2 separate regions of the Homo sapiens genome follow, and region 2 is linked to region 1. A link is a loop called in an ENCODE intact Hi-C map of the cell type or tissue named here. Cell type or tissue: prostate gland. All regions are shown on one strand. Links, peaks and the distances in the headings refer to the core of each region. The heading gives the core; the rest is flanking DNA.

Evidence for each region. Peaks named below come from ENCODE experiments on the same cell type or tissue, not always from the same donor. Only the 100,000 strongest peaks of a DNase experiment are listed, where the experiment ranks them.
Region 2: a loop joins it to region 1, with 2.6 times the contacts of the local background. A loop is called at or near these places in 37 of 110 quality-filtered maps.

Annotation. Positions count from the first base shown.
Region 1 is chr19:5,979,865-5,991,191 of GRCh38, forward strand. All of the region lies in intron 1 of RANBP3-DT (RANBP3 divergent transcript), which reads left to right. Among named protein-coding and RNA genes, the nearest start is that of RANBP3-DT, 7.1 kb to the left of the region's middle. In prostate gland, for the core only: a CTCF peak has its summit at 7,653 (motif pointing right); DNase peaks (open chromatin) are centred at 7,677 and 10,650; H3K27ac peaks cover 1,828 bases.
Region 2 is chr19:6,118,297-6,134,991 of GRCh38, forward strand. It overlaps LOC105372255 (a long non-coding RNA gene), which reads right to left. Exons shown (of 4, transcript NR_187772.1): 4 at 7,130-9,685. Among named protein-coding and RNA genes, the nearest start is that of ACSBG2, 9.0 kb to the right of the region's middle. RefSeq lists a silencer at 7,242-7,536 and an enhancer at 16,335-16,695. In prostate gland, for the core only: a CTCF peak has its summit at 7,421 (motif pointing left); a DNase peak (open chromatin) is centred at 7,435.

The sequences.
Region 1 (11,327 bases), core at 3,328-11,327:
AGTACTACAATCTGTGGGCCAGATATAGTCTATGAGCTAAAAATGGTTCCTCCCTCCCTCCCCTTGTTCCCTCCCTCCCTTTCCTTCCCTTCCCTTTCTTTTATTTATTTTGGAATCTAACTCTGTTGCCCACGCTGGAGTGCAGTGGTACAATTTCGACTCACTACAACCTCCGCCTCCCGGGTTGAAGTGATTCTCCTGCCTCAGCCTTCTGAGTAGCTGGCATTACAGCTGTGTACTACTATACCCAGCTAGTTTTTGTGTTTTTTTGTGGAGACAGGGTTTCACCATGTTGGCCAGGCTGCTCTCGAACTTCTGACCTCAGGTGCTCTGCCCACCTTGGCTTCCCAAAGTGCTGGGATTACAGGCATGAGCCACCGCGCCTGCCGATTTTTTTACATTTTTAGCTGGTTGGGAAAAAAAATACCAAAAGAAGAATATCTATTGATGTGAAAATGGTGTGAAATTTACATTTCAGTGTCTGTAAATAAAGTTTTATTTGAAAACAGCCAATGCTTACTCATTTATATATTGTCTCTGGCTACTTTTGAGCTGTGACATTAGAGCTAATTTTTTTTTTTAACAGAAACTTTTTGGCCAACAAAACTTAAAGCATTTACTGTTTGTGTCTTTACAGAAAAAGTTTGCCAGTTCCTAATCCAGGACACATGTATTTACATGGTTGTTAAACTTTTCTGAACAGCCAGTGGGATGTGGTAAATATTTAACAGCAGCTTCTCTGGAAGAGAATGTATTCGTTAGTATGTATTTATGTGTGTGTATATAGTTTATTGTAAATTTTACTTATTTTTCTATCACTTTCTTAAGACCACAAGACAATTAATAAAACAAATTGAACCCTGTTTTGTAGCGTCTGCTGATTTTCTGGGTGTGAATCCTTCAGCCATGGCCTATATTGTTACTAATGGGATGTCACTAGCACCAGAGTTGGGAGGACATGCGCAGTAGTAGCACACCAGATTCTTTTTTTTTTTTTTTTTTTTCTTTTGAGGCAGAGTCTCGCTTTGTTGCCCAGGCTGGAGTGCAGTGGCGCGATCTCAGCTCACTGCAACCTCTGCCTCCCGGGTTCAAGCGATTCTCCTGCCTTAGCGTCCCCAGTAGCTGGGATTACAGGCGCTCACCACCATGCCTGGCTAATCTTTGTATTTTCAGTAGAGACTGGGTTTCACCATGTTGGCCAGGCTGGTTTCGAACTCCTGACCTCAAGTGATCCACCCACCTCGACCTCCCAAAGTGTTGGGATTACAGGTGTGAGCCACTGTGCCCGGCCACACACCAGATTTTTTTCAAGAACCTGACTTTCAGCCGGGCGCGGTGGCTCACGCCTGTAATCCCAGCACTTTGTGAGGCTGAGGCAGGTGGATCACGAGATCAGGAGTTCAAAATCAGCCTGGCCAGCACAGTGAAGCCCCGTCTCTACTAAAAATACAAAAAATTAGCCGGGTGTGGTGGCAGGCGCCTGCAATCCAGCTACTCGGGAGGCTGAGGCAGGAGAATCACTCGAACCCGAGAGGTGGAGGTTTCAGCGAGCTGAGATCGCACCACTGCACTCCAGCCTGGGCAACAGATGAGACTCTGTCTCAACAACAACAACAACAACAAAAACCTGCTACTTTCTCAGTGTGTCCCCACACCAGCAGCATCAGCATGACCTGGAAGCTTATTAGAAATACACAATCTGGGCTGGGTGCGGTAGCTCACGCCTGTAATCCCAGGACTTTGGGAGGCCAAGGCGGGTGAATACTTGAGGTCAGGAGTTCAAGACCAGCCTGACCAACATGGTGAAACCCCGTCTGTACTAAAAAAATAAGAAATTAGCCAGGTGTGGTGGTACACGTCTGTAATCCCAGCTACTTGGGAGACTGAGGCAGGAGAATTGCTTGAACCCAGGAGGCGGAGGTTGCAGTGAGCCAAGATCACACCATTGCACTCCAGCCTGGGCGACAGAGTGAGACTGTCTCAAAAAAAAAAAAAAAAAAAATACACAATATGGCCAGGCGTGGTGGCTTACACCTGTAATCCCATCACTTTGGGAGGCTGAAGTGGGCAGATTGCTTGAGCCCAGGAGTTCAAGACCAGTCTGGGCAACATGGTGAGATCCTGTCTCTGCAAAAAATTAGCTAGTTGTGGTGGTGTTCACGTGTAGTCCCCAGCTACTCAGGAGGATGAAGTGGGAGGATGGCTTGAGCCCAGGCGTTGCAGGCTGCAGTGAGGTAGGATGGCACGACTGCACTCCAGGCTGGGCTACGGATTGTGACCTTGTCTCTAAAGAAAACGGTTAATTTGAAACTTCACACCTGTAATCCCAGCACTTCGGGAGGCTGAGGCAGGCAGATCACATGAGCCCAGGAGTTCAAGACCAGCCTGAGTGGGCAACATGGCAAAACCCTGTCTCTGCCAAAAATAGAAAAAATTAGCCAGGCGTGGTGGCACACACCTGTAGTCCCAGCTACTCAGGAGGCTGAGGTGGGAGGATTGCTTGAGTGCGGGAGACGGTGGCTGGAGTGAGCTGAGATCACGCCGCTGCATTCCAGCCTGGGCAACAGAGTGAGACTGCGTCTCGAAAAAAACCAAAGAAAGAAATTCTCTAAGAGTAGCTCGAATGTCAGTCCCCCTGGTCACCCACAGTGTGTAGAATTCAGGTCATCTGTCATTCCTGGGGTGTTGGTTTCATTATTTTCAGGTTTCCCCAAACTTCTCTTGGGTAGGTCTTCTCAGCCTTTACCATATCTGCACGGTGTGACCTTTCATGAACTTGATACTTTTCTTTTTTTTTTTTTTTTTTTTTTTGAGACGGAGTCTCGCTCTGTCGCCCAGGCTGGAGTGCAGTGGCGGGATCTCGGCTCACTGCAAGCTCCGCCTCCCGGGTTCACGCCATTCTCCTGCCTCAGCCTCCCAAGTAGCTGGGACTACAGGCGCCCGCCACTACGCCCGGCTAATTTTTTGTATTTTTAGTAGAGACAGGGTTTCACCGTTTTAGCCGGGATGGTCTCGATCTCCTGACCTCGTGATCCGCCCGCCTCGGCCTCCCAAAGTGCTGGGATTACAGGCATGAGCCACCGCGCCCGGCCGATACTTTTCTTTTGGTTTAAATTTACATTAAACAGATACTTCGTATCACCGTTTAAAATGGAAAACCACTAAGCCATGAGTAGACCATTGTAAAAGCAAACATGAAAATGAAACAATGTTTTCACATTCAAAGTAGATACTGTCGCCTGCCAAGGTGTTGGGCCTGCTTTTTCTTTGATACAAAGGGAGATTAGCAAAGTATTAGAGCGTTATTGAAGAGGCTTCAGCACTTGGCGGAAACTTCCTTCCTGATGTGATGAGAAGGAGTGAAAGAGAATTGAAAACGGGCTAACATAATCTATGTTATTCATTGTCGTTTAACGCCATGTCTACATGTCGCCTAAAGTCATGTCACACACCACATTCATCCCACACTTTGGGAAACTCGCAGCACCATGTCATCACTTGCTAAATAGAATCCAGTCGTGGCTTTTCAGGGGACACTGAGACACGCAAAACCTGTCAGGCTGATGAGCCAAGGACGTTTCCAGTGGTTTCGCAAGCCTCCTCCAAGTGTTGATGGCTGCCAGCTTTCCTCATCTGGCCTCTCGTAGCAAATTAACTTAGTCAACATTCACTTACACAAATATTTGTCAGTTGCCTACTGTGGTAGCTTTAAAATATGGCCCCAAATTCGTTGACCCTTTTCCCAGCAAGAGAGGAGGGTGCAGCTCCCTTCCCTTGAATGTAGGTGGGCTTGCTGATCAATAGAGCACACAGGAAATGACACCGTGTAACTGACGACGCTAGGACATAACGGACAGAGATGCAGCTTCTGCAGCATTGCTGGAACAGTCTCTCTGAAAGCTTTTGGCCACCATGTGAGCAGTCCAACTGCCCTGCGGCTGCCATGCTGTAAGGAAGCTGAAACACAGATCTCATGGCAAGGCCCTGGCCAAGAGATGCCCAGCCAAACCCCAACAGCTCCTGCGGCAGCCGCTGACTGTAATTGCATGAGAGACCCTGAGCCCCGTCAGAACCACCCAGCCTAGCCCTTCCCATTCCTCACCCACAGAAACTACGAAAGATAAAGAATTGCCATTATCAGCCACTAAGCTTTAGGGATGTTCATTACACAGTAGTATGTATCCACCACACCTATGAGGCATCAGGCACATGTTGGATTCCCGGGATGAACTAGACAGGCCCTGACTTCACGGAGATTTGCAGCCTTTTGTGGGGAGACTAACAGTAGACAGGTAAGCAAAATAATTTGAGATAGTGATGGGTGCTACAAAGAAAATAAAACAGCATGCTATGACACAGTGACAGAAAGAGGGAATACTTTTTGTTTGCTTGTTTGTTTTGAGATGGAGTCTCACTGTGTCTCCCAAGCTGGAGTGCAGTGGCAGGATCTCGGCTCGCTGCAACCTCTGCCTCCCGGGTTCAAGCGATTCTCCTGCCTCAGCCTCCCGAGTAGCTGGGATTACAGGCGCCTACCACCATGCCCAGCTAATGTTTGTATTTTTAGTAGAGACGGGGTTTCACCATGTTGGCCAGGCTGGTCTCAAACTCCTGACCTCAAGTGATCCTCCTGCCTCAGCCTCCCAAAGTGCTGGGATTACAGGCGTGAGCCACCACGCCCAGCTGAGGGAATAATTTCACATGGTAAGGAGCTCGGTGTGGCTAGAGCCGAGTGACCAAAAAGAGAGGTGGTGGAGATGAGCTCAGGGAGGGAGCGTGCAGGGCCTTGGAGGCTGCAGTGAGGAGTTAGGGTTTTCTCCTAATTGCAGGGGTTGGAGGCAGGAAATGGGAGGGCTTCAAATGACTTGCCCTTAACTGCTGATTGGCCTCTGTGCTGTCAGCTTCCTCCTTGGCTCACCAGGATACAGGTCTCTGAGGAGCCTCTGAACCCAGGCTGAGCTCTGAAGACTTATGTCCCTCTCTCCTCTGCAGCCAAAGAGGACGATGGCTTCTGCAGCTGGGCTTCAGGAAAAGGGGTCTTCACAGCTGCAATTAAGTTTTCATCTTCCCATCATGGGCAGGGAGCCAGCATGTGTTTTTATGGAGCAAAAGGAGCTTTGCTGTCTGACGCGCTAGGAGCCAATGCTAGGACATGGGTTTGTGAGAAAAGCTTTTTATTGCAAGTTGACTAACAAGCAGATGGGAGTCCAACTCAAAGCTGTCTCCCCGTGCTAGCTTTAAGACCATACTTTTTGCGTGTGTGGAGATGGGGTCTGGCTATGTTGCCCAGGCTGGTCTCAAACTCTTGGCATCGAGCAATCCTCTTCCCTCTGCCTCCCAAAGGGCTGGGATTGTAGGCCTGAGACACCACGCCCACCCTAAGGCAGTCAATACCTTTATTAGAAGAGGTGTAGGGGGTAGACTGTGGCATTAGTAGGTAGGTGACTGGTAGAAAGGAATAGGAAGTCTGGAAAGTCCTCTGGCATGCGCAGTTATCTCTTCATCCCTCATGGAGCGCATGTGCAAGTTCGGGGGGCATTAGTCTAAACCATGCGGTAGAAATTGAGGCTATGACATCAGCAAGCTCGTTCTGTGCAAACTCCAGTCCGCCATATTGTTCCAACTGACTTCAGCCAGTTTTGTTATCTTACAAGCAGAGGGAGTTTCAGTAAGTTGTTTCTTTTCTTATCCAGCAAACTCAGGAATTTCTATTAGTCATAGGTTTCTTTAACTCCTGGGGCAGTGCTTCAGTGCCTGCTCTGTGCCCAGCCCACACTGAGGTTGAGTACCCAGAGATCAATCAAGTATAATTCCTGCCCTTAAGGAGCTTGGAGCCAGGTGGGGTTGGAGGGACTTCATCATGAATGCGTTATTAGTTCATCTGCCTTCCCCGTTCTCCCTCAACCCACGGCCTCAAGTTCCTGACAACAGGATGTCGGATGTGACCAATGGTGGCCCCTTGCCCATGATGGCAGGAACCCCTGACCCAAACTAGGCACATCAGCCAGGGATTTGGGACTGGAATTGCTTCTCTCTGGAAGAAAGCTGGGCTGGATCCTGTTAACATGGGGTAGGGCCACATTCTCCTTCACATGACCTGATCTGCAACCAGGTCAGCCGTGCTGAGAGGTGGAGAGCCCAGAGTGCCACAGCCGGGTTCCCAAGCCTTCACTTTGCTCGGTGACACATTCCTATCTCCTGATCAACTCTGCTTTTTCTCCTCCTCCTCCTCCTCCTCCTCCTCCTTCTTTTGTTGAGATGGAGTCTCCCTCTGTCACCCAGGCTGGAGTGCAGTGGCATAATCTCTGCTCACTGCAACCTCCACCTCCCGGGTTCAAGCAATTCTCCTGCCTCAGTATCCCGAGTAGCTGGGATTACAGGTGCCCGCCACCACGCCCGGCTAATTTTTGTATTTTTAGTAGAGACTGGGTTTCACTATGTTGGTCACGCTGGTCTTGAACTCCTGACCTAAAGTGATCTGCCCACCTTGGCCAGGCTGGTCTCGAACTCCTGACCTCAAGTGATCTGCCCGCCCAAAGTGCTGGGATTACAGGCATGAGTCGCGGCACCCAGCCTCTTTATTTTAAATTAAATAAATTAAATTTTACAATAAATACATTTGAAATAAATTCAGACTTAAAAAAAGTTGCAAAAATAGTACAAAGAGTTCCATATAGCCTCCATCAGCTTCCTCAGATATTCACATCCTGATCAAAATCAGGACATTCGCACTGATACAGTACTATTCACTAATGTGCAAGCCTTATTCACATTTCCTCTGTTCAGCTCTAGTGTCCCTTTTCTGTTCCAGGATTTAGTCCTGGATCCTGTCTTGCATGTAGGTATTTCTCCTTAGTTTCCTTTAGTCTGGATCATTTCCTCCATTTTTTATATACCTTTTCTTGACAACGACATTTCTAACGAGTACTGCCCAATCATTTGGTAGAATGCCCCTTAACTTTGGGTTTGTTTGATGTTTCCTCACAGTGAAACTCAGGTTAAGTGTTTTTGGCAGGGATTACGCAGAAGCGATGTGTGTCTGTGTCAATGCATCCTAGCAAGGGCACATGATGGCGATTTATACCTTTTTTTTTTTTTTTTTTTTTTTGAGACAGAGTCTCTCACTGTTGCCCAGGCTGGAGTGCAATGGTGCAATCTTGGCTCACTGCAACCTCTGCCTACCAGGTTCAAGCGATTCTCATGCATCAGCCTCCTGAGTAGCTGGGACTACAGGTGCGCACCACCACGCCAGGCCAATTTTTGTATTATTAGTAGAGATGGAGTTTCACCATGTTGGCCAGGCTGGTCTTGAACTTGTGACCTCAAGTGATCTGCCTGCCTTGGCCTCCCAAAGTGTTGAGATTACAGACGTGAGCCACCGCGCCCGTCCAATCGCTTGCTTTAAATGGTATCTGCCAGGTGACTTTTTCCCATTGTTATGTTGGGGGGATATTTTGGGCCTTTGTAAACAAATAGGAAATATTCGAGGAAGAGAAGGGGAGGAGGAGAAGGGAAGGAAGGAAATTAGCTCACTCACTCACTTGTTTTTGATCTTTCTTATCATGCATCGTTGCAAATAAGTAAACAAATCAGCCAGGCTTCTGGGCAAAATCCAACTTTGTGTCCCCTGTGAAAAGGAAAACGCTGTGTCACAGAGTGACCACTGGGGGGCAGCAGAGACTTGAGAGGAATCAAAACAACTCCAGGAAAAAGGGCAGTTGGCTACCTTCTGGGAAACTAAACTTACCGGTAAGCTCCGCATCTGCTGGGGTTCTGGTGTCTTCCATGAGCCAGGTCGTGGAAGTGGAGGTAGGGAGTCTTAGTTGCACCTCGCTCCCAGCCTGCTGCTGCTGTTGCCAAGCCGTATGGATGCCCCACCTTGAAAACTGGGGCTGTCACCTCGGGAGGGCTTCACGAGGTCTGAGAATCCCCTTCTGAGACTGGCTAGAAAATTCCTGGGTGCTGAGGGTGTACCTGTTTGGAGACTGATTGCAACCCCCCGAAAGCAGTTCTGGAAGATGTAAGCCAAGGGGGAATTTACTGGAAGGTTATGAGGATATTCATGAGATCAAAAAGAAAGGAGAAGCAACCAGCAGTTTCAACAGGTCTTAGAAGCAAAAATCACTGAGGACAATGCGCCGGGTGTCTCCCCCAGGATGCCTGATCTTTGACTGCTTTCAGTCTCACCCTTCAACGCAGGGTTCAGAGTCTAAGGAGAAAGTGTTGGATGGGGTCAGCAGGGTACGGTACGTTAATTTGTGCTCACCCCCAATCAAATTCATTCCTCCATAAATATTTTCTTTCTTTTTTTTTTTTGAGACGGAATCTCACTCTGTTGCCCAGGCTGGAGTGCAGTGGTACGATCTTGGCTCACTGCAACCTCTGCCTCCCGGATTCAAGCGATTCTACTGCCTCAGCCTCCTAAGGAGCTGGGATTTATAGGCACCGCCACCATGTCCAACTAATTTTTGTATTTTTAGTAGAGAAGGGGGTTTCACCATGTTGGCCAGGCTAGACTTGAACTCCTGACCTCAGGTGATCTGCCTGCCTTGGCCTCCCAAAGTGCTGGGATGACAGGCTTGAGGCACCGTGCCTGGCCCTTCCATCAAATATTTATTGAGCAACAAATACATATTGGGCTCTGTGTGCCCAGCCAGTGGTATGAGATGCCATTTGAGACATCCAAGTGGAGGCAGCCAGTGGAATCCCAGCTCCTCCCCGGGACCTAGGAAGCCCCCATCCCATGACTCTGCAGCCTTCCTCAACCTCCTGCCCTGCCATTCACTCTGTGCCCATGACACCAGCCTCCTCACTGCTCCCCCCACCCCCAACACACTGAGCTCATTTGCTCCCTTCCCACCTGGAACCGCCTCACTCAATATGTGAGAGCCACCCACACAGAGACAGTATTTAAAGCCACAAAAGGACGGTCACTCTTCCAAGAGAATCAGGGTGTTATTCCAAAAGAAGGCAGGATGGATGCTGGACAGCAAAACCCCACAAAATGTCCATGACAGGATTCCAGGAGGGGCCCATGATCTCACAATAAGCTGAGAACAACTCTCAGCCCTCCTGAGAGCCTCTGTGTGAGTGCACGTATACTCATGCATATATGATACTGTGGCTTTGGAGACCTATGCATATGCATTTTACATTGCAGCCCAATACCATAAATGCATGTGTATATGTGCACTCACACATACACTGAAATGAAAATTTTGCAAAGCTATATTTATCCTTATTACACCATCACTCCTGATGTTTTAGTTAGATTTTTATCCTGGTTCATTAGAAAAAGAAAGAGAAAAAAAAAGCCAAGCGCAATGGCTCATGCCTGTAATCCCAGCACTTTGGGAGGCTGAGGTGAGCGGATCACCTGAAGTCAGGAGTTTGAGACCAGTCTGGCCAACATGGTAACATCCTATCTCTATTAAAAATACAAAAATTAGCCAGGCACGGTGACACACTCCTGTAATCCCAGCTACTCAGGAGGCTGAGGGGGAGAATCGATTAAACCCAGGAGGTGGAGGTTGCAGTGAGCTGAGATTGTGCCACTGCACTCCAGCCTGGGCAACAGCAAGACTCTGTCTCAAACAAAGCAAAGCAAAACAAAACAAAACACCAAACCACACACACAAAAAACAAACCAAATCGGGTATAACTCACCAATTTGATCTCCACAGGGCTCCTGTGTGCCCCTGCTCCACCCCACAGCCACAACTCTCCCCCTCACTTGTACGATTTTAACAAGCACCTAATTGACCCCCCTGCTTCTGTTTCTTCCTGTGAATCCACCCTGCCCGAATACATCTTTCTAAAGCCCAGCTTTGATTACATCAAAAACCTCTGGTGGCCTCCTGCCTGAATTCCAGTTTCTTTGGAATTCCTTGTCACTCCTCTGGATATTTTTCTCTCCTCCATGGCACAGCACCTTCCTTCCCAACATCACCGTAAAAAACGCCTTCTCTGGGAGGCCCTCCTCACTCCCTCACACCCTCAATATTTGCTGAGCATGCCCGGTGATAGATTTGGGAAGTCCATTTCAACAAGGCAAATGATAGCTACTCACTCGCAGAGCTTATGGGAAAGACAGATTTGCAAACAATGACTATAAAGTATGGTAGGGGAAGTTGGGTCTAAGTGACCCTAATCTACCCAGAGAGCATCCAGGAAGGCTTCCCGAAAGAAGTGCCAATCAAGGTGAGTGCTAAAGAGGAAGGTGTCTCCCAGGCGACACTGGCAGTGTCCAGAGACATTTTTGCTTGTTAGGATTGGGCTGTAGTGCTCCTGGCAGGGAGTGGGTGGAGGCCAGGGATGCTGCTCAGCACCCTGCAGTGCCCAGTACGGGCCCCCCCAGAGAATTATCTGATCCCCCACCATCTGCGGTATCTGCAGTGCCGAGGGGTAGAAACAGCTCTTGAAGGCTTAGTCCCGTGCTTTCTGTATGTTGACCTTCTTTCTCACAACACCGTGAGGTATTTTTAATGTCTCTTTTCCAGTGGGAGAAACCGATGAAGGTAATTTACTTGAGGGCACAGTGAATGACCGTGGAGCTGATTCTCAAACCTGTGCAGTCTAATCCCTGCCACTCTGCCTCTCCCGGCCGAGGAGGAGCTGGGGAGTAGCAAAGAGGAAGGGGAGAAGCGCTCAGTTGGCGGCCATTTTGAGGAGCAGGGCCAAGGGGCGGGGCGGGGCAATGCGGGGACGGACGGTGCTGCCAAGGCTGTGATGGAGACTTGGGGAGGAGGTCTGGACGGCCAGATGCCGGAATGCTGTCTTGCTCTGCCGAGGGCCAGGCACCCAGGAGCTCTGGGCAGAGGTGAAGTCAGCAGCTCCTGGAGGGTGTTTCCATTGTGGGAGTGGCTGAGGTGACTGAGGGGGTAGAAGGAGGAGAGGAGTGGGCAGGACCCAGGCGCAGAGGGGCAGCAGCCAGAGGCAGGAGGAAAACAGGGGTGGCGGCGGTTGGCGGGGGTGGGGGGCACTCCAGCTGGAGCATCTCCCCTTTCTTTTTTTTTTTTTTTTTTGTTTTTTTGAGACGGAGTCTCGCTCTGTCACCCAGGCTGGAGTGTAGTGACGTGATCTTGGCTTACTGCAAGCTCCTCCTCCTGGGTTCAAGCGATTCTCCTGCCTCAGCCTCCCCAGTAGCTGGGACTACAGGAGTGTGCCATCACACCCGGCTAATTTTTGTATTTTTAGTAGAGATGGGGTTTCACCATGTTAGCCAGGATGGTCTCAATCTCCTGACCTCGTGATCCACCCGCCTCGGCCTCCCAAAGTGCTGGGATTACAGGGGTGAGCCACCGCGCCTGGCCCACATCTGCCCCATCTTA
Region 2 (16,695 bases), core at 4,081-12,080, 140 kb after region 1:
TAGGAGAATGGCTACAATCTACTTATTAAACAAAAAAAGTAAATGCAGTACAGTGTTCACAGTGCACTCCTATTTGTGTTTTTAAAGAAAGATATTTATTTAAAAAGAGTACCCTTTAAAGTAGTACCTTTTAAAGTAGTAACCTTTAAAGTGTATATCTACCAGCCAGGCATGGTGGTTCATGCCTGTAATCCCAGCACTTTGGGAGGCCAAGGCAGGTGGATCACTTCAGGCCAGGAGTTTGAAATCAGCCTGGCCAACATGGGGAAACCCTGTCTCTACTAAAAAATACAAAAATTACCCCAGAAATGGTGGTGCATGCCTGTACTCCAGCTACTTGGGAGGCTGAGGCAGGAGGATTGCTTGAACCTGGGAGGTGGAGGTTGCAGTGAGCCAAGATGGCGTCACTGCACTCCAACCTGGGTGACGAGCAAGACCTTGCCTCAAAAAAATAAATAAAAATAAATTAAAAATAAAAATAAAAATAAAATAAAGTATATGTCTACCTACAGTGTGTGTGTGTGTGTGTGTGTGTGTGTGTGTGTATGTCTTATAGTAGATATCTATCTATATCTGTTACCCTTTAAAGTCAATATACAAACATTTATTGTTTACTATGTGCTTAATAGTTTCTCCATCATTTTGCCATAAGAACTCATTTTATCTTCATGATAATTTTTGCATTATTAGTCCCATTTACATATAAGGGAACTGAATGTATTCACTATCTACTGCTGTGTAACAAATTACCCCAAAGATCAGTAGCTTAAAACAAGCATTCATGATCTCACATAGTTTTTGTGGGTCAGGAATCTGGGTGCAGTTTAGCTGAGTGGTTCTGGCTCCATGTCTCTCAGGAGATTGTGGCCAAACTGTCAGCTGGGGCTGCAGGCTCATCTGAAGGCTCAACTGGGAAAATTATTCTTCTTTCCTTCCTTCCTTCCTTCCTTCCTTACTTCCTCCCTCCCTTCCTCCCTTCCCTTCCTTTCCCTTTCTTTCCTCCCTCCCTTCCTCCCTCCCTCCTTCCCTCCCTTCTTTCCTTCCTTCCCTCCCTCCCTTCTTTCCCTCCCTCCCTCCTTTCCCTCCCTCCCTCCTTCCCTCCATTCCTTCTTCCTTCCTTCCTTCCTCCCTCCCTCCCTCTCCTCTCCTCTCCATTCCTCTCCTCTCTTCTCCTCTCCTCTCCTCTTCCCTTCTTTCTCTTTTGAGACAGGGTCTTGCTCTGTCTCCCAGGCTGCTGTGCAGCGGTGTGACCATGGCTCACTGCAGCCTTGACCTCCCAGGCTCAAGTGATCCTCCCACCTAAGCCTCCTGAGTAGCTGGGACCACAAGGGCATGCCACCGTGCCCTGCAATTTTTTTCATGTTTTGTAGAGATGGGGTCTCCTTATGTTGCCCAGGCTGGTCTCAAATTTCTGGGCTCAAGTAATCCTCCCACCTCAGCCTTTGAAAGTATTGGGATTATGAGTATGAATCACCACACCTGGCCTATTCACTCTTTCTTCCTTCCTTACCTTTCTCTGTCCCCTTCTCCCTCCTTCCTTCCACCCCTTTCTCTCTCTCTTTCTTTCTCTTCTTTCTTCTTTCTTCTTTCTTTTTTCTCTTTCTTCTTTTTCTTTCTTTCTTCTTTCTCTCTCCCCTTTTTCTTCTTTCTTTCTCTTTTTCTTTCTTGTAAGAACACTTAACATGAGATGTAGCCTCTTACATTTTGATGTGCACAGCACGGTATTATTAACTCTAGGCATAATATTGTGCTGCATATCTTAGAACTTATTCCTCTCATATAGCTGAAACTTCATACCTGTTGAACAGCAACTCCCTATGGGAGAGGATTCACTTCTAAGCTCACTCACATGGTTGCCAGCAGGCTTGAGTGCCAGCTCAAGAGCTATTGGCTAGAGATTTCATTTCCTTACCATGTAAGCTTTTCAACAACATGCTTGAGTGTCCTTGTGACATGGCAGCTAGGACCTGGCAGCTGGCTTCCCCTAGGCACTCAAGACAGAAACCACAGTCTTTTTATAGCCCAATATCAGGAGTGACATCCTATCACTTCTGACTTATTTGTCAGAAGTAAGTCAGTGAGTAGGCCAGGCACGGTGGCTCACGCCTGTAATCCCAGCACTTTGGGAGGCCAAGGCGGGTGGATCATGAGGTCAGGAGTTCAAGATCAGCCTGGCAAAGATGGTGAAACCCCGTCTCTACTAAAAATACAAAAATTAGCCAAGCGTGGTGGTGGGTACCTGTAATACCAGCTACTCGGGAGTCTGAGCCACAGAATTGCTTGAACCCAGGAGGCGGAGGTTGCAGTGAGCCAAGATCATGCCACTGCACTCCAGGCTGGGTGACAGAGTGAGACTCCATCTCAAAAAAAAAAAAAAGAAGTAAGTCAGTGAGACTGGATGCAGTGGCTCACGCCTGTAATCCCAACACTTTGGGAGGCCGAGGTGGGCGGATCACTTGAGGTCAGGACTTCTAGACTAGCCTGACCAGTCTCTACTAAAAATACAAAAATTAGCTAGGTGTGGTGGCGCACGCCTGTAATCCCAGCTACTTGGGAGGCTGAGGCAGGAGAATGGCTTGAACCTGGGAGGCGGAGATTGCGGTGAGCTGAGATTGTCACGCCACTGCATTCCAGCCTGGGCGACAGAGCAAGACTCCATCCCACATTCAAGGGAAGGATTAGATAAGGGTGTGAACAGGAGACAATGGGGGCCCTGGGGGCCCATGTAGGGGCTGCCCCACCACACTGGGGTACAGAAGGGGTCAGTCACTTGTCCACACTTACAGAGCTGGCTAGCAAATTGCAAAGTTGGGATTCGAGCCCAAGCAGCACGTCTCTAAAATCTGAGTTCTTCACCTCCACCCTGTACCATGCCTCCTCTGCGCCCTTTTGCAGCATGCTTGTATATGCAGATATTATTTCTGGAAAGATAAAAAAATACACTACGGATATACATAACAGTAGAAGGGAGGCTTAACTTTCATCGAAGAACCTTTCATGTTGTTGAGTCTGTCTGCATTGTTTTTATGTGTGTTTACCAAGCACAGATATTATTTTTCAATCTTTTTTTTGCCATAGAACTCGAACGGCATGATAAAATAAAAAGATATTTTTCTGCTAAAATACAAAATAAAATCAAACAAAATTATTTATTTATTTATTCATTTATTTTAAAGATGAGGTCTGGCTCTGTCACCCAGGCTGGAGTACAGTGGTATGGTCACAGCTCACTGCAGCCTCAAACTCCTGGGTTCAAGGGATCCTCCCACCTCAGCCTCCAGAGTAGCTGGGACTACAGGCACCTGCCACCACCAAACCCAGCTAATTTAAAAAAAAAAAAATTTTAAGAGACGAGGTATTGCCATCCTGCCCAGGCTGGTCTCAAACTCCTGCGCTCAAGTTATCCTCTGGCCTCAGCCTCCCAAAGTTCTGAGATTACAATCATGAGCCACCCTTCCCTGCCTCAAACAAAAACATTTAGACAGCACGCTTACAAGGAAAGAATTAGTAAAACCACAGGGCCAGTGAAAACGAGTTTGGGTATGAGAACGGTACAAAAACTGCCTCCTTCCTGGGACATTTCCAGGTCTGCTTGAGAGAATTTACCCTTGGTGATTGTTAAAACTATTTTTTTTTCTCCCAGACGAGCTTCTCCCTAATTGATTGTTTTTATTTAACTGATGACTGTTAATTAACCAGCTCTATTAGAACTTTACAGGCCATTCACGCACTGATGCGTAGTTTTAACAGCCTCTTACTTGGTACAAACCTGAGTCTGAGCATCTGATCCTTTCAAGAGTAGCATAAAAGGACAATTTCCATAATGATGGGGCTTCTGAATAGCGGATTTTGTGTAAAAAGCACCTGAGTACCGCAGAGATCTTTTATTTGTCTCGCGGCTTTCTGGCCATCCGCTGCCACATTTCTCTGGAACACGGAATCATTTCCATAGCAAATACCTGTGACCCCGAACAGCCATCGAAGGGGCAAGCTGAATACACACCAAGCACATTTAAAAGAAAAAATAATTTTTTTTTTCAGCCAAAGGTATTAGCCACTTCTAGGCAACCGGGAAGCAGAAGGATAGAATGGCTGTGCATGCCCGTGTTCCATATTAACTTCAAAGGCAAGGAAGAAGGAAAGGAAAGAGGAAAAAGAGAAATAGAAGGAGGAAAAAAGAATTTGGAGAGAAAATAAAAGGGGTAACCGGGCATGGTGGCTCACGCTTGTAATCCCAGCACTTTGGGAGGCCCAGGTGGGTGAATCACTTGAGGTCAGGAGTTCGAGACCAGCCTAGCCAACATGGCAAAAACCCCATCTCTACTAAAAACAAAAAATTAGGCCGGGCATGGTGACTCACGCCTGTAATCCCAGCACTTTGGGAAGCTGAGGCGGGTGGATCACGAGGTCAGGAGACCAAGACCATCCTGGCAAACATGGTGAAACCCTGTCTGTACTAAAAATACAAAAAATTAGCCGGGTGTGGCGGTGGGCGCCTGTAGTCCCAGTTACTCTGGAGGCTGAGGCAGGAGAATGGCGTGAACCCGGGAGGCAGAGCTTGCAGTGAGCTGAGATGGCGCCACTGCACTCCAGCCTGGGCAGCAGAGTGAGACTCCATCTCAAAAAAAAAAAAAAAAATTAGCCCGTGTGGTGGCGGCGCCTGTTAATCCCATCTACTCGGGAGGCTGAGGCACAAAAATCTCTTGAACTCGGGAGGTGGAGGCTGCAGTGAGCTGAGATCGTGCCAGTGCACTCAAGCCTGGGCGACAGAGCAAGATCCTGTCTCAGGAAAAAAAAAAAAAAAAAAAAAAAAAACGGTGAGGAATGAGAAGGAAAGAGGTTTATAAAAAACAGAGAAACAAAAAATTTCAGTAACAGAAGCTGTCAAGCATACTAGCTGCCTTCTTTATGAAAATAGAGATAAAAATGTTCAATTCTGGGCGGGCACAGTGGCTCCTGCCTGTAATACCCGCACTCTGGGAGACCAAGGCAGGACGATCGTTTGAGGCCAGGAGTTTGAGACCAGTCTGGCCAACAAAGCGAGACTTCATCTCTACAAAAACATAAATAAAATCAGGCTGGGCACAGTGGCTCACACTTGTAATCCCAGTACTTTGGGAGGCTGAGGCGGGTGGATCACTTGAGGCCAGGAGTTTGAGACCAGCCTGGCCAACATGGTGAAACCCTGTCTCTACTAAAAATACAAAAATTAGCCAGGCGTGCTGGCAGGCGCCTGTAATCCCAGCTACTCGGGAGGCTGCGGCAGGAGAATCGCTTGAATCCAGGAGGCAGAGGTTGCAGTGCACTGAGATTGCACCACTGCTCTCCAGCCTGGGTGACACAGCAAGATTCCATCTCAATCAATCAATCAATCAATCAATCAATCAATCAAATCAACTGGGCATGGCGATGCGGACCTATAGTCTCAGCTATCTGGGAGGCTGAGGTGAAAGAATTGCTTGAGCCTGGGGAGGTTGAGATTGTAGTGAGCGGAGATTGGGCCATTGTATGATAGGCAACAGAGCAAGACCCTGTCTCAAAATAATAAGAACTCAAAAAAGAGAATGTTCAATGTTTAGCTTAATTACGACTAAGCTGTAACGGTAACATAGTGCGTTGACTGGTCTAGGTTCTGTGCCTGAATGTTACCAACTTTTCAGGATTGATACAAAGATTTACCTTACAACTTGGCAAGGCAATCTAACGAAAGGGACAGTGGGGGCTTTGCGACTAGTTCCCATCTTTATAAACGACATTGGCTTCATCTGCATTATTTTAAGGACATCACTGTGTGAACTGTACCGCTTTTATTATTATGACTGTTTTAATAGACACAGGAGGCTGGGCACTGTGGCTCATGCCCGTAATCCCAGACTTTGGGAGGCTGAGGTGGGAGGATCACCTGAGCTGAGGGAGGTTGAGGCTGTAGTGAACGACAATTGTGCCACTGCACTCCATTCTAAACAACAGAGTGACACCCTGTCTCAAAACAAAACAAAACAAAAACAAATTGAGATGTAACTTACAGATGTCAAAGTGCATAATTCTTAATTGTTTACATATGTGTGACTTTTTACGTGTGTGTGTGTGTGTGTGTGTGTGTGTGTGTGTGTGTGTGTGTGTGTGTGAATCCTTACCACCAGCACCTGGATCAAGGTATGGAACATTTCCTTCTCCCCAGAAGGTTCTCTCTTGTCCTTTTCCAGTTAATACCTCTACCCCATTTTTCTGACTTCTACCACCACGTGTATTTTGCTTACTCTTTTATTTTAATTTTTTAGACAAGTCACCCAGGCTGGAGTGCAGGGGCGCGATCTTGGCTCACTGCAATCACCATCTCCTGGTTCAAGCGATTCTCCTGCCTCAGCCTCCCAAGTAGCTGGGACTACAGGTGCACACCACCATGCCCAGCTAATTTTTTGTATTTTTAGTAGAGATGGAGTTTCACCATGTTGGCAAGGCTTGTCTTGAACTCCTGACCTCAAGTGATCCACCTGCCTCAACCTCCCAAAGTGCTGGGATTACAGGCGTCAGCCACCGCGCCTGGCCTTTTCTGGCTTCTTTAGCATATTATATCTGTGAAGTTCATTCATATTGTTGAATGCATCAGTTGTTCATTCTTTTAAAAAAAATCTGAGTGGTATTTCATTATAAAAATATATCACTATTTATAGGTTTATTCTTTTGTTGACAGACATTTGGTTTGCTTCTAATATTTTTTAAAAAAAATTTTTTTTGAGACAGAGTCTTGCTCTGTCTTCCAGGCTGGAGTGCAGTGGTGAGATCTTGGCTCACTGCAACCTCTGCCTCCCAGTTTCAAGTGATTCTCCTGCTTCAGCCTACCGAGTAGCTGGGATTACAGGCATCCATCACCACTCCCGTCTAATTTTTGTATTTTTAGTAGAGACAGGGTTTCACCATGTTCGCCATGTTGGTCTTGAACTCCTGACCTTGGGTGATCTGCCTACCTCGGCCTCCCAAAGTGTTGGGATTACAGGCATGAGCCACTGTGCCCGGCCCCTCAAATTTTTAATAGACACAATTGGCAAGAAACGTCACGTGCACAAGCAAGTGGTAAGAAACTTCAAACCATTTTCTACAAGCCTTTAAAAAATTATAACAGGTGAAATTATGTCTAAGGACCCCAACTTCTTTATTCATTAACAAATATAAGTTTCAAAAATTGTTGTAATGATGTAAATGGCTTTTTGAATCCAGTTGAGTGTTTTCCCATCAGGCACTTCAAATGATAATGATGCTCTAATTTGCATGCATTGTTGGAGGAGTCATCCAGTTGCTGGCTTGATCCCTGCTAAAAGAGCATACCAGCTGCAAATTGACAGAAGAATCTGATACACGTGAAGATGGGGACTTGGAGGCTTTATCTGGAGCTGCAGCTACCAGGAGCCCCCTTCTGGTCTTCTCCAAGAACTGCACCTTGGCTTCATGGCCTTACCTTGGCACCTGGAACATGGACTCCTTCAGTATCTTCCAGTACCTGGATCCACAGTGACACAGGATGTTCGTGGTGGACAGCGAGTGTCAGACGTAGGGATCAAAGACACACCTCCAGACCTCACTCCATACTGGCCACCCCGACAGGAGCCTTGGATGAGGCTGCTCATGGCTGTAGATGACACACCAAGGAACTAGAGCTTTTCAGATGCCACCTGGCCACTCCTGTTCTCGGCCATAGCAGTGTTACTTGGTACTGTCAATGTCCACTGCATTCTGTCAAATGTGTGTCATTTAAAGACCACAAGACATAACAAAAATTAATTCGTTAAAACTTATTGTATTTTATTTTTTAAACTGAGATAGGGTCTCTCTCTGTTGCCCAGGCTAGAGTGCAGTGGTGCAATCACAGCTCACTGCAACCTCAAACTCCTGGGATCAAACAATCTTCCCGCTTCAGCCTCCCAAGTAGCTGGGACTACAGGTACGTGTCACCACATCGCGTTAATTTTCAAATTTTTAGGAGAGATGAGGTCTCACTATGTTGCTCAGGCTGGCCTCAAACTCTTGACCTCAAGCGATCCCCCCGTGTTGGCCTTCCAAAATGCTGGAATTACAGGTGTGAGCCACCATGCCTGGCCTAATTTTGCTTACACACACACACACACACACACAAGAAAATTGCAATTTCAGGAGCCATGACTTATGACATCATTGATTCCTGATGGGGCAGCTCAAAAAAAACAAAACAAAACAGGACCATAAGATGGCAGTATTGCATAACAAGCTTTACTGCACGGCACTTAGATAGGTTTGCATGCGGGGAATGTCCCTTCCAGCAGGACTCCTTCCAGAGGAACTCCTGGGACAGAGGAGAGTTAGAGGCAGGGCTTAAGTGTCTAGGTGATGTCATTGAGTAGCAAGGTGGGGAGAGTCTGCATCATAGAACTCTGAAAGGCAACAATAATTTGGGGTTTCTTATGGCTGTAAGATTTTTCTTCTCTGTGATTAATAGGTGTTGTTGGGTGCAATTTTATGGGGTATGCAAAGCAGGTGGGCTCTAAATGACTAAACATATGCTTATTTGTGCAATATTTATAGCAATGGATTGTGTGAGAATTTGAGCTTGGTGCTGGTGGGCTTTGAGCTGAGAGGTCCCTGCCTGCCTGCTGTAAAGAAATAAATGAGATAGGGCTGATAGAAAGACACTGTCTTTGGCTCACTTATACAGCAAGTGACAACCAATTTAGTTCAGACCTTTCTTGCTTCTAGACCTGCACCATCCACTCTTATCCACTTCTCATTCTTCCTGGAAGCTGCCACGGAACATGCAGACCCCCGTATCCACTTTTGCCAGTAGGGACACCCACTTTTGAAAAGCCACGGACCCCTGGCAACGCAGCTGCAGACATACCATTTAACTCACCCTGCCTGGAAAAGGAAAGTAAATGTTTTCTTCCCAATTTTTGCTAGGGAAATCCAGGCACATATATGTATTCAGTAACTCAATGATATAAATTTCAGGGCTTGTGTCTGTGTGTTATTGGAAAAGCATTTGAGGCTGGCTGTCATGGTTCATGGCTGCAATCTCAACACTTTGGAGGCTGAGGCAGGAGGCTCACTTGAGGCCAGGAGTTCCAGACCAGGCTGGACAACTCTACCTCTACAAAAAAATAAAATAATAAGCCCCGCATGGTGGTGCACACCTGTAGTTCTAGCTACTCAGGAGGCTGAGGTGGGAGGATTGCTTGAGCCCAGGAATTCAAGGCTACACTGAGCTATGATCACACCACTGGGCCTGGGCAATGGAGTGAGATTCTGTCTCTAAAAAAAAAATGCATTTGAGAATTTTAGCAAATCTAAGTACATTTGGAGTCTGCTAATATTACTGTATATGGGATTTTGGTGGGACCATCCCTAAGGATTTAATAATAAAATGTCCCTTTATATTGTTGAGAATTTTAAATAATTCTTTAAAGCAGTTATGTTCTGATAAATATTTAATAACTGGCTCTTGAGTGGCATGGGGCGCTGATTTGCAGTGTTTGCCAATTCCTGTGGTGTAAATACTCCCACTGTGGCTGATTTCAAGGTACAGATGTGATACCACTGAATGTGAAGCTGAGAAGAGATGCATGCAATTGGCTCTGACTCATGCGGTTGATACATGCCAGCTCCAGCACATCATGACTTCAAGCTGTCCCAGATGTGCCCTGTCTGAATTTCTGACCTACAAAAACCACGAGAGATGATGAGTGATTATCAATGTTTTAAGCTGCTAAGTTTTTGAGTAATTTCTTGCATGCTGGAATACTATACAGCTGTGAAAAAGAATGAGAAAGGGCTATATCGTAGCTATGTTATCTATGAGGGATATATTATAGATATGTCATCTAATTCTTTTTTACAGCTGTATAGTATCCCAGCTGTGAAATAGAATACTATACAGCTGTGAAAAAGAATGAGAAAAAGACAAATACCTATTATAGCAATTTGACCTCACCCAACGGTGAGAGTTCATTATGTAATAATATCGGACCAATCCAGTTCAATTTTTATGTAACAAAGTTGTGAGTTGTCTTCCAGTTGCCATGGACCCCAGGTTGCAAGCTACATAATCAGAACATGTCCAGATGAGCTAAAAAGTCAACCACAGGTGGAACCTAAGTGCTCAGACAAAGGAGCAGAATTGAATTAAGAAACAGACGCCACATGGCAATGATCCAGTATCCAATCAGCTCGAGCCCTGGCATCACACCATCGCAAGAGCCAATCAGATAATGCCTCATTACCCTGTGACTATAAAACCTGCCCCAACTCCCAGTTCAAAGAGACAGATTTGAGTGTTTTCTCCCATTTTCTTGCCAATTGGCTCACATTAAACCTTTCTCACTGCAAAAACATAGTGCTTTGCTGGTTGATGTTCCCTTGCATATAGGCAAATTGATCCAGTTTGGTTTGTAACAGTTACATATGAGGCTTTGACTCTGTATCTCATGTTGTTGGAGCTTTTTTTTTTTTTTTTTTTTTCTGAGATGGATTCTCGCTCTGTCGCCCAGGCTGGAGTGCAGTGGCGTGATCTCGGCTCACTGCAACCTCCACCTGCTGGGTTCAAGCAATTCTCCTGCCTCAGCCTCCCAAGTAGCTGGGACTACAGGCACACGTCACCACGCCCGGCTAATTTTTGCATTTTTAGTAGAGACAGGGTTTCACCATGTTCGCCAGGCTGGTCTTGAACTCCTGACCTCATGATCCACCCAACTCAGCCTCCCAAAGTGCTGGGATAACAGGCGCGAGCCACCACGCCCGGCCTCAAGTCAGTCTTTCTTCCCTGCTTCTGTTCAATTCATTCTGACCTCCTCCACCCACCCAGGCAGTGAATGCTGCTTACTGATGGAGAGGGGGCCAGAAACAGAAATGATAAGGATACCAGAACTGTGGAGTCATGTTGGAGGGAGGCTGGTCCCAAGAGAAACCTTTGGATTGGGTGCAATGGCTCACGCCTGTAATCCTAGCACTTTGGGAGGCCGGGGCAGGTGGATCGCTTGAGGTCAGAAGTTTGAGACCAGCCTGGCCAACATGATGAAACCTCGTCTCTACTAAAAATACAACAATTAGCTTGGCATGGTGATGCATGCCTGTAACCCCAGCTACTTGGGAAGCTGAGACAGGAGAATTGCTTGTACCCAAGAGGTGGAGGTTGCAGTGAGCTGAGATCGTACCATTGCACTCTAGCCTGGGTGACAGAGCAAGACTTTGTCTAAATAAATAAAGCAGTAAACAAAAGAGGGGTGTTGAAATTCCTCCCATGAGTAATCCATTGGATATGTGAATATATTTTATTAAGTTTTTTTTTTTTTTTTTGAGACAGAGTCTTGCTCTGTTGCCCAGGCTGGAATGCAGTGGCTCGATCTCGGCTCACTGCAGCCTCTGCCTCCCAGGTTCAAGCAATTTTCCTGCCTCAGCCTCCCGAGTAGTTGGGATTACAGGTACTTGCCACCATGCCCAACTAATTTTTTTGTATTTTTGGTAAAGATGGGGTTTCACCATGTTGGCCAGGCTGGTCTCGAACTCCTTACTTGAACTCCCACCTCTGCCTCCCAAAGTGCTGGGATGACAGGTGTGAGCCACCACACCCAGCTCTATTTTTATTTTTAATATGGCAAAATACGTATAACACTAAACTTACTACCTTAACCATTTTTAAGTGTATAGTCATAAAAATTTTAATTTAAATACTCACATAGGCTTGTAGCTACTATATTGGACAGGGTCAATTTCCAATTTTTTCCCTGAGTTAGTAAGTCACCTCGTCCATGCGTAATTCATCACTCTTTTATCAGCTGGACTTTTGAGACTTAGAAACAATGACTTTTTTTTTTTTTGCTGCTGTATTACATTGAGGCGTATAATATTTGATCAAATTATGTTGTTAGGGTCTGGCGCGGTGGCTCATGCCTGTAATCCCACCACTTTGGGAGGCCGAGGTGGGTGGATCACCTGAGGTCAGGAGTTCGAGGCTAGCCTGGCCAACATAGTGAAACCCCGTCTCTACTAAACATACAAAAATTAGCCTGGTGTGGTGGTTGGCGCCTGTAATCCCAGCTACTCGGGAGGCTGAGGCAGGAGAATCACTTGAACCTGGGAGGCAGAGGTTGCAGTGAGCCGTGATGGCGCCATTGCACTCCAGCCTGGGCAACAGAGCGAGACTCTGTCTCAAAAAATAAAATTAAAAATAAAAGAAAAGAAAATAGAATAATAAAATAAAATAAAATAAAATATAGTTGTTAGAATAAGAAGCACAACTGGCATAAACAGGTTTGGGAATACACAGCTTGCACTCAGTGAGCACACAGCGAGCCTGGTATGGAAGTGGATGCATGTACATTTCAGAGCAACCCTGCAAGGTTTCCGTATGAACCAGCGACCATGCATCCTCTGTGGGGGATAGACCTTGGGTTCATGGATGAGTTGGTTAATTGGGTGTCTTGGAGGTTGGCTGAGAGCTCCCACTGTTCTTGACTCTTAAGACAAGATGGCACATGAGGTGAAAGCAGGTGCCCCAGTGGAGGATCCTAGAACCAGCCAAGTAGTGAGGATCCAACCGCCCCCTTGCCCAGAGAGGCACCAGTGGAGGACGCACAGGTGACTCACACTGCCAGCTGAGTCCCCCCTTCCCCATTTCCAGTGTAAACACCTGGATTCTTTTACAGAGTTACCCTTGAGTTCACTTTGCCCTTGGCTCTGGGGGAAGAGAGAGTCTCCTGGGGTCTGCTGGATTAGGAGATGAATGTTGCCAAATGAATGCTTCTCTTTCCGCAGCTGTTGCCTTTATGCAATGCCATTTCTATCTTCAGTTCTTTCTCCATTAAAATGTGAGCCATGGCCTGGAATGAACTTCATCCCTCTGTGTGGAGGAAGTGTCCTCAGCTGCCCAGACAGGCTCAGCTTCGGGTCTGTGTAGGAAGAACCCGTGGAAGGGAGTGGGGAGTCGAGCTCAAAGACTAACAGCCAAGACTCTGGGAGAGTGGTCAGCTCAGAGTCCTCAGGGGAGGGGGTGTGGGGATGAGAGTCCACGTTATTATGTTACCTGGGGCAGGTGGGATAAAGGTAAGAGAAGGTAAGTGGAGGGATTTTAGTGGCATACAACGACTGCTTTTGTTGCAGAGAGCTTATTAGGAAGCAGATGAGAGGAACTGAGCTTGCAAAAGGTTTGTTTAGAGGGGACCCACCCTTGGGATGGATACTGGTGGAAGGGAAAGGGAAGGGAAGGGAAACAAACAGGATTGGGGGAGACAGAGAGACACAGAGAGAGAGAGAGAGCATGAGAAGTCCAGCTGCCCCCAGCTCTGTAGCTGGGATGGTCCCTGAGTTGTCCTGAGATTTGGGGAGAGGGGCCCGAGATTTTATGCCTCCATACAGATGTTGGTGGCCCGGGGAAGGGAACAAGACCCTGGATGAGGACGTGCCATTTGGCAGATGCTGACCTGAAGGGGTGGACAGCAGAGGTCTGCTTCCAGCAACATTCCTAGAGGCTGGGGCACACATCTTTCATCACTGAAAAGATCTGGGTAGCACAGCAGCGTCCTCATCCTTGCTGAAACTTGTCTGGGATAGCTATGGACAGATTTTCTCCAAGGAGATTTACTTTTCCACGGTGAGAGGGTGTGTGTGTATGTGATTATGTGTCTCTATGAAGGTGTGAGTGCATATGTGTGTGTCATACTCTATGTAACTGTGTACATGTGCATGCGTGTAATTATGTGCACATGTGTGACTGTGCGTCTATATGAAGGTGTATGTGAGTGTATACGTGTGTGTCATACTGTATGTAACTGTGTATGTGTGCCTGTGTGAATTAAGTGCACGTGTGATTGTGCATCTATATGAAGGTGTATGTGAGTGCATATGTGTAAGTGTGTGCCATACTGTGTGTGTATGTAACTGTGTCTGTACGAGTATGTGTGTGTGAATGTATGGTGACTGTATGTGCAACCGTGTGTCAGCATGAGGGTGTGTGTGCATATCTTTGGGAGTATGTGTATGTGTCTGTGTGTGTCTGTATGAGAGTGTATATGAGTGCATATGTGTGTCATAATGTATGTGTGTATGTAACTGTGTGTATGAGGTTGTGTGTGAGTCTGAGCAAGTGTGTGCATGTGTGTGCGAGTGTATATATGTAATTGGGTATCTGAGGGTGTGTGAGGATGTGGGGTGTGCAAGTGTGTGCAGGTGTGAGGACATGTGACTGTATATGTGACTGTATCTGCATGAGGGTGTGTGTGCCTGTGTGTATTTGTCTGCATGAGGGCACACAGGAGTGTGTGTGTGAGATTATGATTATGTGTATAATTAGGTGTCTATCAGTGCATACGTGTGTGAGTGTATGTAACTGTGTGTCTGTATGAGGGTGTGTGAGTGTGAGAATGTGTGTGCATATGTGAATGGGTGTGCGTATATAATTGTGTGTGTATGAGGGTGTGTGAGTGAGAATGTGTGTGCATATGTGAGTGGGTTTGCGTATATAATTGTGTGTCTGTATGAGGGTGTGTGAGTGTGAGAATGTGTGTGCATATGTGAGTGGGTGTGCGTATATAATTGTGTGTCTGTATGAGGCTGTGTAACCATGTGTGTGCATATACGTGTGTGGGAATGAATATATGTAGTCATGTGTCCATATGAGGGTGTGTGTGAGCACGTGCGTGCATATGTGTGTGTAATTGTGTGTCTGTATGAGGGTGTGTGAGAGTGTGAGCATGTGTGTGCATATGTATGTGTCTTGGAGGTTGGCTGGCAGCGCCCACATATGTATGTGAGTGTAGGAGTGTGGGAGTGTGTGTAATTGTGTGTCCGTACGAGGCTGTGTGACCACGCATGTCCATATATGTGTGAGTGTGGGAATGCATATATATAATTGTGTCTGTACGAGGGTGAGAGTGTGAGCAAGTGTGTGCATATGTATGTGAATGTGTGAGTGTGGGTGTGTAATTGTGTGTCTGTATGAGGGTGTGTGTGACCATGTGTGTCCATATGTGTGTGTGCATGTAATTGTGCGTATGAGGGCCTGAGCAATGTGACTGTGTGACTGTCACACATTGTGTGTCTGACAGTGTACATGTGTACGAAATGGGATGTCTCTATAATGAGGCACGTGTGTGACTGCATATGTGCATGACTGTGGATGAGTGTGCATGCATGTAATCATGTGTCTGATAGTACATGTGACTGTGTGTGCGCATGTGTGTGTGTGCGTGCCTGCCAGTTTGTGTCTGTATGAAAGTATTTGAATTGTGTGAACAGGTGTGATTGTGGGAGCATGTTATGAGTGTGAGTGTATGTGAGTGTGCTTGTGATTGTGTGCCCATGGGAAGGTCTGTTTGTGTGTGAGTACCTGTGCACGTGAGAGTGTCTGAGCGAGCGAGCGAGCGTGTGTGCAACTTGCATAAATCTGTCTGGCACCAGCAAAGTGGCTCAACTGTCTTTAGAGACAGAGGTCCCTTCCCTCCTGTTGGGGACCTCTTGACCTGCTCCCTCCCCTCCAGCTTCACCCCTGTCCAAGGAGGCTGCTCCTGATCCCAGGATTCTACTGGATGGGGGGTTGGGGAAGGGTGTCACCTCCTTTCCTTTATAGGCATGACCAGGCATGGCCCCCACCACTTATGCCCACATCCCACAGGGCAGGATGTAGTCACATGGACACGCCATGCAGTCAGGGGGCCTGGGAAACATTCTCTCTCTTTAGGTGAGAGCTCTGGGGAAGAAGGGCTGAATGGACATTGGTGGACACTGGCTGTCCTGGCACAGCTGCCCAGGTGCTCTGCAGAGTAGATATTTGTGAAACATTAAGAAGGCCCTGGTGGCCAGGTGCGGTGGCTACACCTGTAATCCCAGCACCATGGAAGGTTGAGGCGGGTGGATCACCTGAGGCCACGAGGTGGAGACCAGCCTGGCCAACATGGTGAAAACCCATCTCTACTAAAAATACAGAAAATTAGTCGGGAGTGGTGGTGCATGCCTGTAACCTCAGCTACTTGGGAGGCTGAGGCAGGAGAATCGCTTGAACCCGGGAGGCAGAGGTTGCAGTGAGCCAAGATCACGCTATTGCACTCCAGTCTGGGCAACAAGAGCCAAACTCCGTCTCTCTCTCTCTCTCACACACACACACAAAAGGCCCTGGAGACAAAGGAACACTCCTTGTCCTTTTCTCCTGGCACAGCACAAGATTCTGTTGCTACATCTTTATTTACTGAGCATCTAGTATGTGCTGCACCTGGCACTGTTTTGTCTTTTTTGTTTTGAGACAAGGTCTTGCTCTGTAGGCCTGGCTGGAGTGCCATGGTACCATCACAGCTCACTGCAGCCTGGAACTCCTGGGCTCAAACAATCCCCCCACCTCAGCCTCCCTACTAGCTGTGGTTACACTTGCGCACCACCACGCCCGGCTAATTTTTTAAATTTTTCTGTAGAGACGGGGTCTTACTACATTGCCCAGGCTGGTTTTGAACTCCTGGCCTCAAGTGATGCTACGGACTTGGCCTCCCAAAGTGCTGGGATTCCAGGCACAAGCCACTGTGCCTGGTAGTGGACATTGTTAGCAGTGACTAAAGCAGAGAACGAGAAGGGGGAGGCCGCTGTAAACACATGAAGACAGGCAGCGTAAGAGAAAGTCACGAGGGCAGGAATAACATCCAGGCATACTTCAGATCCCAGCTCAAGAAACCACTCCCAGGCCAGGCGCGG